2 separate regions of the Homo sapiens genome follow, and region 1 is linked to region 2. Evidence: chromatin loops called from intact Hi-C (ENCODE). Cell type or tissue: mammary epithelial cell. All regions are shown on one strand.

Evidence for each region. Peaks named below come from ENCODE experiments on the same cell type or tissue, not always from the same donor. Only the 100,000 strongest peaks of a DNase experiment are listed, where the experiment ranks them.
Region 1: it touches region 2 in a loop (3-fold over the local background); 12 of 110 quality-filtered maps call a loop at or near these places.

Annotation. Positions count from the first base shown.
Region 1 is chr7:130,483,737-130,488,736 of GRCh38, reverse strand. It overlaps MESTIT1 (MEST intronic transcript 1, antisense RNA), which reads left to right. Exons shown (of 2, transcript NR_004382.2): 2 at 1-2,695. It also overlaps a transcript of MEST not described here. Among named protein-coding and RNA genes, the nearest start is that of MESTIT1, 4.7 kb to the left of the region's middle. RefSeq lists a silencer at 1,571-1,790 and an enhancer at 1,878-1,927. In mammary epithelial cell, a CTCF peak has its summit at 2,564 (motif pointing left); no DNase peak of the experiment used is centred here; H3K4me3 peaks cover 865 bases.
Region 2 is chr7:130,357,385-130,362,384 of GRCh38, reverse strand. It overlaps CPA5 (carboxypeptidase A5), which reads right to left. Exons shown (of 13, transcript NM_080385.5): 6 at 2,698-2,796; 7 at 1,141-1,242. Among named protein-coding and RNA genes, the nearest start is that of CPA5, 15 kb to the right of the region's middle. In mammary epithelial cell, a CTCF peak has its summit at 2,777; a DNase peak (open chromatin) is centred at 2,714; H3K27ac peaks cover 1,514 bases.

The sequences.
Region 1 (5,000 bases), 130 kb before region 2:
TAAATGAATTGCAAACTGAAGGTGTAACAGTTCTCGTATTTTAAGCTCCTACCATGAGCATGGATCTTCACCCAACATATCCCTGATCCTCACAGTAGCCTGGCTAGATGAGTATTTTCACTCACAGATTTCAGAGAGAGATACGGCAGCTCGGAACGCTAAGTGTTAGGATGTGAAGGGGCTGGGAACTGAACGCAGATGTGCCTGGCTCCAAAGTTGGCCTTCTTTCCACTACTCCACACTGCCTCCCTGTTTGAAATAGATGGGCATGTTTGGTTTGAAGAAAAGAAGCCTTGTGGAGTAAGTAGAAGAAGGAAATGTGTTAGCAGTCCTCAAATATTTGTGGAAGCAGCATTAGACATTTTATTCTGTATGGCTCCAATGAGTGCAAATTGTAGAGAAACAGATGTCGATTCAACATAAAGAATTTTCCAACATAGGGGCTGTCTAGAGGGATTGGGTGGCTCAGCCATTTTGGTATGGGACAAATTCTCTGTCCACTGGGGGCTGGGTAACCCTGTGGCAGGTATGCGAGCTCTGCATGTAAGACAATGAATGACCTGCAAGGTCTTTTCCCATCTGATGTAAAATAAGGCTCCAAGATGAACTGGAACTTGGCCAGGGTGATCCTCTACTGAGGGGACAAATTCACAGCTCAGTCTTCCCTAGTTATGTCCCTCAGCCCAGAACCCTTGGTACAACATGCTGCTTTGTACTGAGGGCAAGGCAAATTGAAGACATTATCATCAATAAAATCACATCGAGCCCGCTCTCAACCAAATTAACCAATGTGGCCGGGCGCAGTGGCTCATGCCTGTAATCCCAGCACTTTGAGGCTGAAGCAGGCGGATCACTTCAGGTCAGGAGTTCGAGACCAGCCTGGCCAACATGGTGAAACCCCGTCTCTACCAAAAATACAAAAATTAGCCATGTGTAGTGGTGTGTGCCTGTAGTCCCAGCTACTTGGGAGGCTGAGGCAGGAGAATAGCTTGAGTCCCGGAGGCAGAAGTTGCAGTGAGATGAGATGGCGTCACTGCACTCCAGCCTGGGTGACAGAGCGAGACTTCATCTCAAAAACAAAACCAAACAAAAACAAATTAACCAATATATCCCTGAAGCTACTGGTGTGTTCCTCTTCAGGCCCATTTTTGAGTAAAAGTGTTTGGCTGTAAAAAGCTCAAAAGATGAGTGGCAGACGAGGGAAGCAGTGGAACTGAATAATCTCTTACCCAAATAAGATGAACCTAAATGACAGATGGTTGTTTCTCCAGGTGACAGTATTAGTGGGCACCCCTAAACTATCTTCACACACCCTCTGCATTACTCCACACATCCCATTATCCCACAGCTGGTACTTCTTCACCAGGTACTCCTGCCCCACTATCCCACACCTAGAGGACATTTTATCCACTCAAACAGATAAATAGGCTGAAGGATTCTAATTAAGTAATAGAATCTTGCATTTTTATAGCTCTTTACCCTTTCACATATATCATCTCATTTGTCACTCACCACAGTCCCCTAAGGAAAACAGCTACTTTCTTTCAGACAGGCAATTTTCTAGCTGCCTGGGAGCTAGGAGGAGGAAAGGGCTTCAGCACAGGCACAGTCGCTCTTTCTCGCTTTTTTTTTTTTTTCCTGTTACTACCTTCCCACATTAGATTATGCCTCCAGCCAGAATGAGTCAACCAGGAGCAGGTGCTTCCGTTTTCCTCGACTGCTCTCCTCACCTCACACCTTCTTCAGCTGTCCCCCTCCCTGAACCAGGCCCCCAGCCGCGCCACCACTGCCGCTCTCCGCCCTGGTGACCCCAGCGCCTGGACCTGGACCGACACCTGCAGCTCCGACCCGGAACAGCCACGCCCTCTACCACTCGGTCACACCCGTGTGCCTGCGACCTTTCCAACCTCCAAGGCTGGCTGTCCCACAAGTAGGAAGGCGCAGCCTCCCAAGAAATCGAGTCCCCACGCCCAGGAGGGCGGGTGGAGCCAGCTAACGGAATGACTAAACTCTGTCGCGGGGGTCAAGCCTCGGCGAGGGTTGTGTGACTTTTGTGTTCTCTACGACCCCGAGGTGCTGGGAGGCGACGACCGAGGCTCTCGCCCACGTGGCCCTCTTCTGGACCGGCGGCGGCGCACCTCGTATGGGCACCCACGCGCCCCGGGAGCCCTCCCCTCGCCAGCACAGCCTCACGCCTCCTGGGCCACGCGCACTTACCTGCCCCTAGGACTGGTGTGGCCCACGCACACGAGCCACACCCCCAAGGAGGGCTAGTCCCACTCCTGGAGCGGGCTGCGAGGGTGCACGGGGAGGCTCCACTCCTTCCCCGCCCGCCTCTTACCTGATTCAGGTAAGACCTTGCCTACAGGACTCCATGTTTCGGAGAACCGGTTGCGCATGCGCTTCCTGAGGCCAGAGGTTCTCGGCCTTCACCCTGTTCCCAGGGAGGACCCGGCCACGAATACGCGGCTCGGGGCTAGAGCGTCGCCAGGTCCGCGCACAAGCCCATCGCCCCCGAGCCCAGCATGTGCTGCCGCCTTCTCCCTGCCAGGCGTCAGCGCCACCTATTGCAAAGGGTATGAAATGGCAGGCCGTGGCTTCGACAATAGCCTCCGGCATTGGATAAAGAGAATAAAATTGTATTCGGCCTGATCTGAGTACTTTTACATAATAAAAGTGAAGGCCAAAGAAGTGACATTTTGATAGTTATTAACTACCTAGAGATCTTCGGCGAGCCTTCCGTATTTCAGCCCTTCCCCTAATTTCGCAATTACCCTAAAGATGGTGTCCATCGCCAGCCCTCTCTCTACCCCGTGCTCTCGATCCTTATATTTGCTGCTTTCTGCTGTTCACATGGCGAACACAGGCATCACATACTCAACAAGGGCCAGGTGAAATTCACTACCCTTTCTCACCTCCTCTTTCCCACACTACAAACTGACCCCTGTCCTAAGAACTGACGCTTCCTTCTCTAGTCTGTATCTTGGTTAACGCACTTCTGTCCACCCCTGTCTCCCACACACTGTCACCAACCCCTGTGGAACAGTGGAATGAGACCAAGGGGTCGGGTACCCTTAGATACAGATCCCAACAAGTTCCCTCCTCCCCATCCTTTTCATCTTACCTCCCAAGGGTCTCTTGAGTTCAGCTTGCTCCCCTCCATTCCTAATGCCATTTGCCCTTGTTCGGGGCATTATTTCTCACCTGGACTACTGCCTCCTAATTGGCTTCCAAGTCTCCACCATCACACATTTCTGGTCCATCATTCACAAACCTGCCAAAGTGATTTTTCTAAAATGCAAATCTGATCACATCTCTCTTATAAAACTCTTTACTGACACCCTATTGCTGGTGCTAAATTCAAGCTCTTCAGCTCCGCATGCAAAACACTTCAAAATCTGGTCCTTGCCTTGACTTCCTCTAGAATCTTCTATCTTACCACCTCCATCTTACCCACCCCCACCAAAACCTCATGATCTGACCAAACATTACTAATTATAGTTCCTCCCAAAACACCATGCAGTTTCCTTTCTCCGTGCCTTTACACATGTTCTCCAGGACCAGCTATGTCCTGTCCCACTTGGGCTACCTAAAAAATTCCTCCTCGTTCTTTAAAAATCAATGTAATTTTCACATCCTCTTGCAAGCCTTCCATGAAACTTTCCTATGGAAATGATCCCTCCCTCCTCTGTGCTTTCTCTGTCCCTCTGTTGCCTTATCACATTGTTTTGTGATGATGTTTGCAGACCTGTCTTGTCTCTCCTACCACAGAGCTGAGCTTCTTGAGGACAAGGACAGCATCTTACTCATTTCTATGTCCCTTTTGCCAACCCAACATTTTAATTTTCTTTTTATAGACAAGAGATCTCACCCTGTCTCCCAGGCTGGAGTGCAGTGGTGCGATCATAGCTTGCTGCAGCCTCAAACTCCTGAGCTCAAGAAATCCTCCTGCTTCAGCCTCTCAAATAGCTGGTATTACAGGCATGCACCGTCATGCCCAGCTCAACCCAACATTTTATAATAATGATGATAAGAATGAATAACAGCAAATATTTGTTAATCGCTTTGTGCCAGACTCTGTGCTGAATTTCTCATATGTACATTTTTAACTTCTGATGATTACCCTATAAAGAACTATTATTATCCTAATTTTACTAATGAGAAAACAGGCTTTGAAAGATTAAGGAGCTTGCCCATGGTCACAGAGCTGGTAAATTGTGGAATCAAGATTTAAATCCAGATCTATCTGCTCATGTTTATCTATTCATCAGTTTGGTAGAACTAAAATATTTGAAAAACCACTAGTCATTTTTTAAAGTATTAATGCTTACAGAGTTAATTTATCTTTTAAAGGGAAAACACATAGCTATTCTACTCTAGTGGATGGAAATAGAGTGTTCTAATTTAAACTAATGGTATAGAAAGCCAAATAAATACTCTTGATGTCAGGCTAAATGAGAAAATGATCCTACTTTTATCCCATGTAATCTGTTCTTATTATATGAATGTTACGAGTATTTTTGCTTAGAGATTGATATATTACAAGCCAGTAATAGATTTTTCTTAAAAACTCCTTTTGAAGAAGAGAGATCTAAATTGAAAGACAACCATAGAATGTTTAATGAGTTGTGAGAGATGAAGATACCAAGATATTGTGAGGGACGTGTGAGGTCTAAATGAGTTAATATGTGTAAAGCACTTGGTGGGGTGCCTGGCACACAAGAAGCACTGTATTATTGCTGCCGCTGTTCTTATTAAGAACTTCAAGTAGCTTGCAATCCAGTGGTAGAGATAAACGCATAAGCTGACAACAAGTAATGTGATAAATGATGTAATTTAGCTATGATCAAAATTCTGTGGGCATTCCAAGGGGACAGGGTCTGCCAGGGAATAGGGAGAGTGGCAGGAAAACAAGATGGCACCCAGAGATCCCACAGCTGCAGAGTGAGCACGTTGCTAGAACTAGAGCAACGCAACCTTTTTCAGAAACACTTTATTTG
Region 2 (5,000 bases):
CTCTGGGCTACCTGGAAGGAGGTCCCTGAGGCATCCTCAGTGCCTGGGGCAGCTTTAAGCACTGGGTAAGAGGGTGTGTGTGCAGGTACCTGTCCATGTGCCCAAAAGTGCACACGTGTGAGGGCCTTTGAAAATATGGTGGTGCCATTGGCGAGCAAAGTGATCCATCCAGAAGCACAGAATTTCCCAGGATTGAAAGTATCTTAAGACCAGGGTTTCTCAAACTCTAATGGGCACATGAGTCTCCTGGGGATCTTATTCCAGTGCAGATTCTGACTTAGTAGGTCTGGGGAGGGGTCTGAGGTTTGGCATTTCTAATAAGCTCCCAGGTGATGTTGATGCTGCCATGCAGGGGCCGTGCTTTGAATAGCAAGGCTTCAGACAACATTAGAGAGAGAAGACCATGGCCCCTGGAGAAATGGAAGCAGGGACAGGTTAAGTCAAATCCCAAGTTAGGTGGGTCCACTTGGCTGCTCGGAGGAGCCCATCAGAGAATCGTTGAGAGCAGCAGCAGGCACCTGCCCTTCCTGACAGCTGATGCTAAACGCCCCGCAGGGTCCACACTCCCGGGTGCCCTTTTGGGCGCAAACTAAGAATTGCTTTCTGATGGGCTCTGCATTCACATCTCCTACTTCCTTCATGACCCAAGGAACTGCAGGGTCCTGAGTTGCTTGAATTCTGTTCCAGTGGCTCCTGTGAAGGGCTGGGAGGCTTCTCTATAGACTCAGGCATGTCTGTAGGGCTGTCTAAGCCAGATGACCTCATTAGCAAATGGGCCTTCTGTGTACCTCTCTTCCCATTGAACAGATGAAGCAACTGAGGTAATAGAACGCCAGCTCACCCACACTCACACCCCAAGTCCAGGGTGACAACTGCCAATCTGCAGCCCCAACTCCTTAGCCATCCTCCCACCTACTTCCTGACCAAGGACAGGCTAGGTCACCACACTGTCACCTCTTCATACTACAAGGGTGGATCTCTGAATGCCACAACCCCAAAGTTTATGGGTCACCTGGGGACAGGAGTAGACAAATTGTCCTTCTCCGCAAAACTCCCGCCCAGCCACTACCCCATATGAGATCAATCTTATGCCAGAGGCCCTCAAGGTAGAGTCTACAGGTTGACATTGTGGGCTTTTACCTTCAGGACAAGAATGGACTGGTTTTCAAAGCTGTTGCCAATCTGAATTTTTGAGACAATATCGGAATGCTCCATTACAAAGTTGTCAATCCAGCTATATATCTGAAAGGAAAGAAGTGTGTAAGATTGGCAGTTAAGCAGGAAGAGGGATGAACACTGGGGCCTCTCTGAATGTTCTCCCTGTCCCTTCCCACTCTCTTCAATGCTTTGGGTATTTAGACCCTCGAGGGTCTAAAAGAACCCAGATAAAGAATTGCAAAAATAGAGCACTCCCTCAGAGCTAAAGGAAGTGAGTTGTGATCTTGCTGGATTCCCAGGCTCCTTGCTCTGTGCAGAGCTATGCCTTTGCCTGGAAGAACAGTGTGTGCTGAGCCTGCTCAAATCCCCAGGCTTGACCCACATGGCTCTCTCTGGTTAGAAATTCTCTCTTGTCTCCATTCTTTGGCCCATTCAATCCGTTTGACAGATCTGACAGGCTTTGTAGTGTTGTTTTTATCTTCTCGCTCCTTTTAGACTGTAAGCCCCTTGAAGGCAGGGTTCTTGTTTTATTTATCTTTGGCATCAATAAATAGTGACAGACTGTATTATTTCATTCTCTTGTTCTTTCAATACATGTAATTGAATTAACAAATATATGAAAGAAAATGGATGCTCTATTGCATGACTTGTGAAGTGGGAAAAGCGATGATGATAATAGATGGATGGTATCAAGAAGGTCATGTCCTTTGACACGCAAAATGAGACGTGTGCCTTGAGTTCCTTTCTGGAGTGGGCATCCCTGCACCCTCTGTGTACATTCTCCTTTATAAACAAGTCACTTACCCTGGCTGGCTCTAACTGTGGTCATGAACTTTCTCCAAGTGAAGGCACCTCCCTTTTATTCTACAAACATGGCTGTCCAATGTGCCTGGCTTCCTGCCCCTCATATTATATACCCCAGCACCCATGGCTGGGGCCACTGAACACAAGGACTGGTCACGGGCTGAGAGCCCTAGGTCCCTAGCTGGAGGATTGGATATGTGTAAGAGTTAAAGAAAGAGGAAAGAAACACAAAATGTGGCTTCACAGTCAAGGACAAGTTTATTTTAGAGAAATAAACCCAGGAGGGGCTTCTGGCTGATTTTTGTCCTTTTTATAACTATAAGGACTGGATTTAGGCAGTTTTTTAATCCAGGGGAACTTAGAATGGTGGTGTTTGTTCAAGATGGCGACGCTCCTGCTCTGTCAAGATGAAGGTAGCTTCTACCTGCTCTATTCTGGCCCATAATGGGTCCCTGCGTTAGTGTTCTGCCTAGTAGACCCATTACTCTGCTCTGTACCTGTCTAGGGCTGTACAGTTGAACTACTGTCCCCTCTATCTGAATTCTGGCTTCCAGATCTCTTTGAATATGACTCTCTGCCTAACAGACCTTAACCTAATGTCTGCTGTACAGTCCCTAAGTGTCAGTCACAGTTTCCCATAAACCCTGGAGTCCTTCACTAGTTTCTGACTGAGTCAGGAGACCCTAAGGGGCCCAAAGACACAAGAGAGCCCAGAGCTTGCCCGGCCAGACCTACCTCCTCCAGGGTGTGGTATGATGAGTAACTGAAGCTGTTGGTGCTGCGCTCCAGCCGGCGGGATTTCGCCATGGCCTGTCTTTCCTCATCCAGCAGCACCTGGGTGATGGGGAACACATATTGGAAAGGAAGGGGAGAGCTGGGCTGGCTATGCCTCTTCTGAGCCCTGCCTCCACTGGCTGTGCATAAAGACAGCAGCAACACAGGAGAATGAGCCACCATGAGTGTGAACTGCACAACAGAAGGAAGGTCCAGGTTGCTGGCTGATTCTTCTGCCTGGCAAGCTGGCAGTCATGCTGCCATTTCCCAAATGATCACAGGGCAAGGAGTCCAGAGAGCTGGGTTCTAGGTCTGCCTCTGCCACTAACTGGCTGTGGAATTTACTGTGGCCTTAGTTTCCTCAGCTTGAAAATTGGGAAAGCAATATCTGCCTTGCCACCTCATAGGATAAAATGTAATAATGGATTTGAAGGTGTTTTTGGGGGAAAAAAGGTGCTCACAGTCTACTGCCAACATTGCTTTTGCACTTAATAAACACTCTGTTGAGTCAGGACCCAAGGTGAACCATGTGCACTGACCCCCCTGGGGGAAGCAGAGGGTTCCTCTGACCCCCAACATTAACTCCACTTCTAGGAAACAGCCTAGACAACTGGTATCCAAGCCATTCAGAAAGCCAGGCATGGCCAAAGTCAGTCCAAATCAATATGATTAATGTGCCAATGGTCTTTCACTTATCTCCTAAACACAAGTCTTGATGAGCCAAAAGCAATGTCCTTGGGTATCAACGTGGAGTCAAGCATTCAAGCCTTACATGGTACTTCCCGCTGCCCATACAGAGGGCAGTATAATGCCTGGTTGGGTTAACCACTCACTCACTGCTCAGACCACCTACATAATCTTGGGACATTTTTCTCTGCTTGGGTCACAGTGAGATGAGCTAGTGTCCTTCACCCAAGCCCATGCCCTTATAATGGCATCCAGGAGCCAAGGCACCCCAGGATTCAGCACAGACTGTCCAGTGTGGGAAGTACTCAGGTCGTCTGCCACAGAGGATGCTGAGAAAGCATCCTCATTAACGCGAGTTGCCCTTTGTTTGCAGCACTGGGCCACAACTAAGTCTTGCTGATAACTTATTTGGGGCTAGAGCCTTAGTTGACCAAGCTTCTTTATGTTCATGATCTCACTTGATCTGGTCAGATGACCTGAAAACAGGACAGAAATGAGCTATTTCTGTTTTAGAGCTAAAGCAGATTGGAGTGGTAAAGGGACTTAATGGCAAAGCTAACAAGTGGTGGAGGTGAGATAAGAACCAGGCATTCTAGTCTGTACCCTTGGGTTCCTTAAGGCCAACTATCAAAACTAAAGGCCAACAGTAATAACACATATGCAGGTTGGGCATGGTGGCTCACACCTGTAAACGCAGCACTTTGGGAGTCCAAGGCAGGAGGGTCGCTGGAGCCCAGGAGTTTGAGACCAGCCTGGGCAACAAAGCAAGGCCCCATCTCTACAAAAAATTAAAATTAAAAAATTAGTCAGGCTTGGTGACGCATGCCCGCAGTCCCATCTACTTAAGCTGAGGCAGGAGGACTGCTTGAGCCCGGGAGTTGGAGGCTAGAGTGAGCTATGATTGAGAGTGAGTTATGATCGTACCACTGTACTCCAGGCTGGGCAACAGAGTGACACCCTATTTCTAAACACACACACACACACACACACACACACACACACACACACAGAGGCACAAAAACACACACATACACAGATATGTTTATGTCTGTGTGTATGCATATGTGTGTAGACAGAAAGAGCATGCAAGTGTTAACAACAGCTAAAAACTCCATTGTACTATTCTTTCAATTTGAAAGATTTTTACAATGATGAAAACTCAAGGACCCCTGAGCATAAGAATGCAAGATACTAAAATCCCAAAAATATAAACCAAAATATTCGCAATGCCTGCTAAGATAGAAGAAGGCAGATTTGGAGTAAATTTTTTCTATCCTCTATTTTTACATTTTGGCAATGTGCTTATACTACTTCAATAAGAACTTTTTTTTTTTTTTTGAGATGGAATTTCTCTCTTCTTGGCCAGGCTGGAGTACAGTGGCGTGATCTCGCCTCACCGCAACCTCTGCCTCCCAGGTTCAAGCGATTCTCCTGCCTCTGCCTCCCGAGTAGCTGGGATTACAGGTATGCACCACCACGCCTGGCTAATTTTTTGTATTTTTAGTAGAAACAGGGTTTCTCCATGTTGGTCAGGCTGGTCTTGAACTCCCAACCTCAGGTGATGCACCCACCTCAGC